Linked DNA regions of Homo sapiens: region 2 is linked to region 1. The links are chromatin loops, found by intact Hi-C in ENCODE. Cell type or tissue: CD14-positive monocyte. All regions are shown on one strand. Links, peaks and the distances in the headings refer to the core of each region. The heading gives the core; the rest is flanking DNA.

Region 1 (2,910 bases), core at 290-2,789:
GAAAGAGACTTGACCTAACCAACTCCATCTTGCTTCTAACCTCCAAGCTGTCCTTGTTCATTCCTGGGCGAAGGTGAACTAACTTTGGGAGAAACTTAGTTTCTACTTTAAAGCAAAGACGACAGCTGCTCTTTCCCAAAACAAACCTCCTTCTTGCCTGGGGTCTAGACTGTCTTTGTAGGACAAACGAATTAGCCAAGAGATTAGAAATGATGGTTTAGGAGCCATGCAGCTGGAGGCTACAAGATTCTGACCCTCCCTACACTGCTCCTAAGATCAGCGCTTGGGATATTTTGCAGACTCCACACTTGATGGATCAGCTGGCACCACCCAGATGGATAAACTGGCTCATCTGATCTTGTGGCCCCGACCCAGGAACTGACTCAGCGCAAGAAGACAGCTGACTCCCTGTGATATCATCCCTGATCAATCAGCACTCCCGGCTCACTGGCTCTCCACACCCACCAAGCTGTCCTTAAAAACTCTGCTCCCCGAATGCTCGGGGAGACTGATTTGAGTAATAATACAGCTTCGGTCTCCCACACGGCCGGCTCTGCATGGATTACTCTTTCTCTACTGCAGTTCCCCTGTCTTGATAAATAGGCTGTGTCTAGGCAGCGGGCAAGGTGAAACAGTGCTGACTGCTCACTGGGGCCATGCATATGACCGTGAGATAACGCAGTGATTTTCAACCCCAGTTGTGCACCAGAATCACCTGTGGTTTGTTTTTGGTTTTGATTTAATTCAGATTTCCTGGCCCCACTCTTCATGTATTCTGATTAAATGGATCTGGGATGAGGCCCCTATAATTGGTATGATTTGCTTTCACAAATTTAGAGGGAGAAAGAATGTCCTATAATCTTTGTTTTTCCAGTTCTGCACTCAAGAGGGCAAACGTTGTATTGCAGGATGCCCAGAATCCCCTGTTGAAGCTTCCACCTACCCTGAGTTTTCTGAGAACCCTAAAGGCTTATTGAGTTCTAAAAAGTGAAGGAGCTGGTTGGGCACAGTGACTCACACCTGTAATCCCGGCACTTTGGGAGGCTGAGCAGGGTGGATCACCTGAGGTCAGGAGTTCATGACCAGCCTGGACAACACGGTGACCCCCATCTCTACTAAAAATACAAAATTTAGCTGGGCGTGGTGGCAGGCACCTGTAATCCCAGCTACTCGAGAGGCTGAGGCAGGAGAATCCCTTGAACCTGGGAGGTGGAGGTTGTAGTGAGCCGAGATCGTGCCACTGCACTCCAGCCTAGGCGACAGAGCGAGACTCTGTCTCCAAAAAAAAAAAAAAACAAAGGAGCTGCCGTGGAATTAGTCTGGCTTCCACTCCCAGAGGGGAGAGAATGGATGGTAAGCAGTTGCCTATTTTTCTTTCCTGCGCCTCACTTTCCTTATCTGTGAAATGAGAAGAAAAGTATGCCCCACCTCAGAAGATTGCGGTGAAGGCTGAAAGAGCACAGAGGCTGTGACAGCACATAGTAAGTGCTCAATAAATGAAGGCTATTGCCATGAAGGCAGCAAGGCCTCCTGGGTAGGGGTGTGGGCTCCAGAGCCAGACTGCCTGGGTTCACAGACTGGCAGCCACTCTAATTGTGTAGCCTTCATGCCTCCATTTCCTTCTCTCTACAGTGGGGGTGATAATGACTTCCTCACAGAACTGTTATCGGGTGAATTAATAAGTGTAAGGCACATTGATCAATGCTGGGCAAACAACACCAAATCATTATTAGCAGTTACGGTTACCTCTGCTGTGACCGCTCACTGCCTCATGGTGTCACTGTCAGTCACTGGTCCTGCCCCATCCTTAGCTTGTACCCTCCAGCTGCTCCTAGCAGCCTCGCAGGGCAGCTGTGCCTCTTCAAGAAGAGACCACCTTCCCCTCCCTCTTGCTAATCCTGGCCAAGGAATCCCTACTTGGACTCCTAAGTTCACCTATACAGCCTCCTCGTGGGACACCAGCTGGCTGTGGGATGCTGTGTCAGACCCCGTTCCAGCCTCACCAGCACAGGGAGCCAGGACCTCCACGCTCTTGCCCGCTCTTCCCCAGAGATCCACCCCAGGGTCTGCAGCATTTGTTTGGCCGCCTTGGAGCCTAAGCGTCTGAGAGCACCCCTTTCTCCAACACTGAAGCGATTCTTCTAAAGGAAATTACCACAGTAAGTCCTGGGATCCCCAGTCCCCACTCTGTTCAGATGGCTGCCCTCTGTGCCTCCAGGTGACTTAGTTGGGAGATTTCCTTACCAGGTGTCAACATTACACTTCCGGTGGTACCACTGCCTGGGATTCCAAGGCCATTTTTTGCTTCTTAGAGAAGCGGGGTGGGGAAAGCCCGTATGTCTCATCTCTGCTGGGAACCATATTATGTGTAACTTTAAAAAACCCCAGGCATGATTCCAACATGCAGCCAAGGAAGAGAATCACTGAGGTAGGAAGACTGAGACCTAATGGTTATTAAAACCCCTGCACAAGTGGGAGGCTGTCCGTTGATTCCCTTGAGGCTGCCTTCCCTGGGAACATTTCGATTCTAGAACGCAGGCTCTGAGTCGGTGGTTAGAGATCAGCCGACTCAATGATTCTCCAGTTCAGTGGGCAGCAGAATCGCGGGAGTGGTCTGCTTCTTATACAGCTTCTCAGGTCTCAGCTCCTGATCGGCGACGCTGATTCAGTGGGATGGAGGTGGAGGAGTGGGAGGGATCCCAGATCGCAGTGAGATGCATGGTGAGGAACCCTGGGCGGGGAGGGTGTGGGCAAGGTGGGCGAAGGGCTGCCTGCACATCATGCCTAGGCAGGGAGTTATAAGAAGCAAGGGCAGCATCTCAGAGGGGCTCAGATGTGAGGGAATTGTCATCAGAAGCTGGAAAAAAACAAAATTGTCAAAGTTAATTGCCAAATCTCTCTCCAAATAAT
Region 2 (2,910 bases), core at 260-2,759, 97 kb after region 1:
TGATAAGTTATTGTAGTGTATAAGAGTTGTGATTTTATAGGTAGCAAGGAAGGGGGCTTGGTTAGGGCCTCTTGGTTATGCCTTTAGGACTGTGTTGGTACTTCTAACTATTTAATAGTGTTTTAGTTCCTGTACATGCCAAACACAGGGCTGGATGCTGGGGAGACATCGATGAATGAGTTCTTCTCTCTTACACATACACAGTCCAGCAGGTAAACACTGTGCTGTTGCATTGCACAAGTCCAGAGGATACCATTCACGTTGTATTCTTCAGGAATATGGCTCCTTGGCCTGGCCTAGGATCTCTTTCAGGTGACAAAAGTTCAGAATCTCCATCACCTACAAGATAATCTGTATTGTTTATCATGTCTAACAAGACCCTTCCTTATAATCTGATCCTGTCCTATCCTTCTAAACCTCCATTTGTAATTATTCCTCAAAGGCTATCACCCCGTGCACCAGTCAGTTTAAATAACTTGTTTTCCTGGCATTTTTTAGGATCTCTCACTATAGTACCTCTGCATGTGGCAGTTCCCCTGCTTGGGTTTCATCTCTCTATTTTCTCCCTAACATTTTTCCTCTTACTGCTTGTTTGCTTGATCAAGTTTACATCCTTCTGGTCTTAGATCAAGAGATAGTTCTTTTTTGAAGTCTTTTCTGTTCTTGGTTCTCTCTTTCTCCCTGGTGCCATTGGTCACCATTTTGTTTGATATTTGTTTGCTTACTTATTTGTCTAGCCTACTAGATGTGGTTCCTTAAGGTTAGAAATTTAATCTTGTAACCTCCAGCATTTAGACCACTAGTTGGCACATGGTAGGCAATACCATTCTAACAAATGAGTTTTTATGAAATCAAATTGGCAATAAACCAGAATGATTATTGCTAGAATGCTAATTTAATATTTACAGATTTATCTGAAAAATTAGGATACTTGACAACATCTTGGTTTTCTGATTTAATTTACCTTTTTCTAGTCAAGCAGTAGTTTGGGGTTAGATTTCAGGGAACTGCTTGGCTAGAGTGAAGACACTGTTTTAAGTTCATTGGTGAACATGTTGGTGAGAACTTTCTGTCTGCTGAAGAATTAACCATAAGTGGTCTCAAACTAAAACAAAGACACAGAGGTATTCAACCCAAGAAGAATGGATGATCTGTAGGATGGTAGTGTCTGCCCCAGCTCTGTCTCTACCTGTAGCACTCACTGCAGCTAATCTGTAGGAGTGGATGAAGTGAGGTGGAAACACTTCTGGGGGGCCCAGTCAGGAAGAGACTCCTAGATGCTTCTGGGCCAGTCTTTCTGTGCGATAGAGTGTCCACTCCCCATATCCTCTCCATACTTCTTTTAAAATTTTGTTTCTTAGTGATTCATCTTAGGTTAACAGCTATGAGAAGCTGTCACTAATTTATGTGTTAACTTCTGAACAGAAGGATCCTGATTAAGAGGAAGAGGAAGGGTTGATCTGAAGAACATAGTGCTGTGGTGGAGGTTGTGTAGAGTTCCATGAGGTCACTAAGGGACCTGGGAACACAGGATATTGGGAGAGCTGGGAAAGGGGAATAGGGATGAGATGCGGGAGCATGCCAAAGACAAAATTACTTTGTTGTCAAATTTTGCCCACAAAAAGAAGAGGGATTCCACCCCTCCTTCACCCAGTCTTGCCCTGTCTCCTTTATTCAGCTGCACTGCTGGATGCTTGCCTGGTTCCCAGCCTTTAAGGTTTTTAGTCTATAAGTTCAACGTTGTTGGAAAAGTGCTCTGATACCTGCAGAGGTGGGAGAAAGGTGGGGGCAGTCCTCTGCTAGGAGATGGAAGGGACAATCAAAGCTTAGTAGCTTGAGCTGGTCCTGGAAGAGCAAGTAGGAGCTCTTTAGCCAGACTAAGAGAAGGGCATTCTTGGCAGAAGGAATATTCTATATAAAGAAGTGGAGTCAGGGAACAGTAGGGCTCTTTGAAGAACTACAGATTGTGTTCTAAATGAATGACATGTAAGGTTTGTAAGGGGCGAGTGATAACCACTGATGAATGGCAGATGGTGTTGACAACTAGGCGGGGCCAGAGTCTGTAGGATCTTACATGTCTTGCAATCAGTTTTGACTTTGACCTTGGAACCCAGTTGAGGCTCCCTTCCGCCCCAGTTCCTCATGGCAGGGAAATACATCATGTTGTGCGTTGTAAGACTTCAAAACTTTGCTAGTGAGAGGCCTGCTTAATATTATTTAATCTAGTTCAATTTAATTGTTTTGAAAAAAAAAAAAAACAACAACTTACTTTGAAGGTACTCTTTTACCAGTTTGGGAATTGCTACTACAGACAACGGGAAGCTACTGAAGTTTTATGTAGAGAGGGAAATGGTCATATCTGGCTGCATACAGACTTGAATGAGGGAGACGAGGGCTCAGGACCTGAATCAAGGCAAAGCTGATGGAGATAGGCATGGTGAGGTGGATTTGAGAAGGGTAGTCAAAAGATGAGTGGCCGGTTGGATGTAGGTGTGAGATAGGAAGAGTTCGAAGGTGACTTCTAAATTCCTGGCTTGGCTTTTTAGGCAACTCATACTCATTAAAGGAGTAGGGGGAATTGGTGGTGGCTGGGTGGTGGGGCAGATTTTTTGGAAGAAAGAGAAAATGAACCTATTGAGTGTTAGCTGTCTGCAAACATGTAGTTGAATCTGTGGGTCTGAAGCACATGAGAGATTAGTGCTGAAAATGTGAATTGGTAGTTGCCATCGCGATGGTCCAGTAGTGCCACCCCTGATGAGATTGTTACAAAGAGAAGAGCCTGAGGAATATTAATAGGAAAATTAAGAAGCGGGCAGAGGAAATGGAGGCTTGGTAACCTGGCTACCTGCCCAGCAACCCAGGCTAGTGTAATGTGAACTGCAGCTCAGCAGAGTTGTAAGAGGTAAAATG

Evidence for each region. Hi-C counts contacts between places; a loop is a spot of excess contacts. Peaks named below come from ENCODE experiments on the same cell type or tissue, not always from the same donor. Only the 100,000 strongest peaks of a DNase experiment are listed, where the experiment ranks them.
Region 2: a loop joins it to region 1, with 3 times the contacts of the local background. A loop is called at or near these places in 88 of 110 quality-filtered maps.

Annotation. Positions count from the first base shown.
Region 1 is chr3:194,572,839-194,575,748 of GRCh38, reverse strand. No RefSeq gene overlaps it. Among named protein-coding and RNA genes, the nearest start is that of TMEM44-AS1, 10 kb to the left of the region's middle. RefSeq lists enhancers at 1,900-2,069, 2,386-2,910. In CD14-positive monocyte, for the core only: a CTCF peak has its summit at 1,763; DNase peaks (open chromatin) are centred at 428, 1,788 and 2,338; H3K27ac peaks cover 568 bases; H3K27me3 peaks cover 553 bases.
Region 2 is chr3:194,476,115-194,479,024 of GRCh38, reverse strand. All of the region lies in intron 2 of ATP13A3 (ATPase 13A3), which reads left to right. Among named protein-coding and RNA genes, the nearest start is that of ATP13A3, 9.4 kb to the left of the region's middle. In CD14-positive monocyte, for the core only: no CTCF peak of the experiment used is centred there; no DNase peak of the experiment used is centred there; H3K27ac peaks cover 222 bases.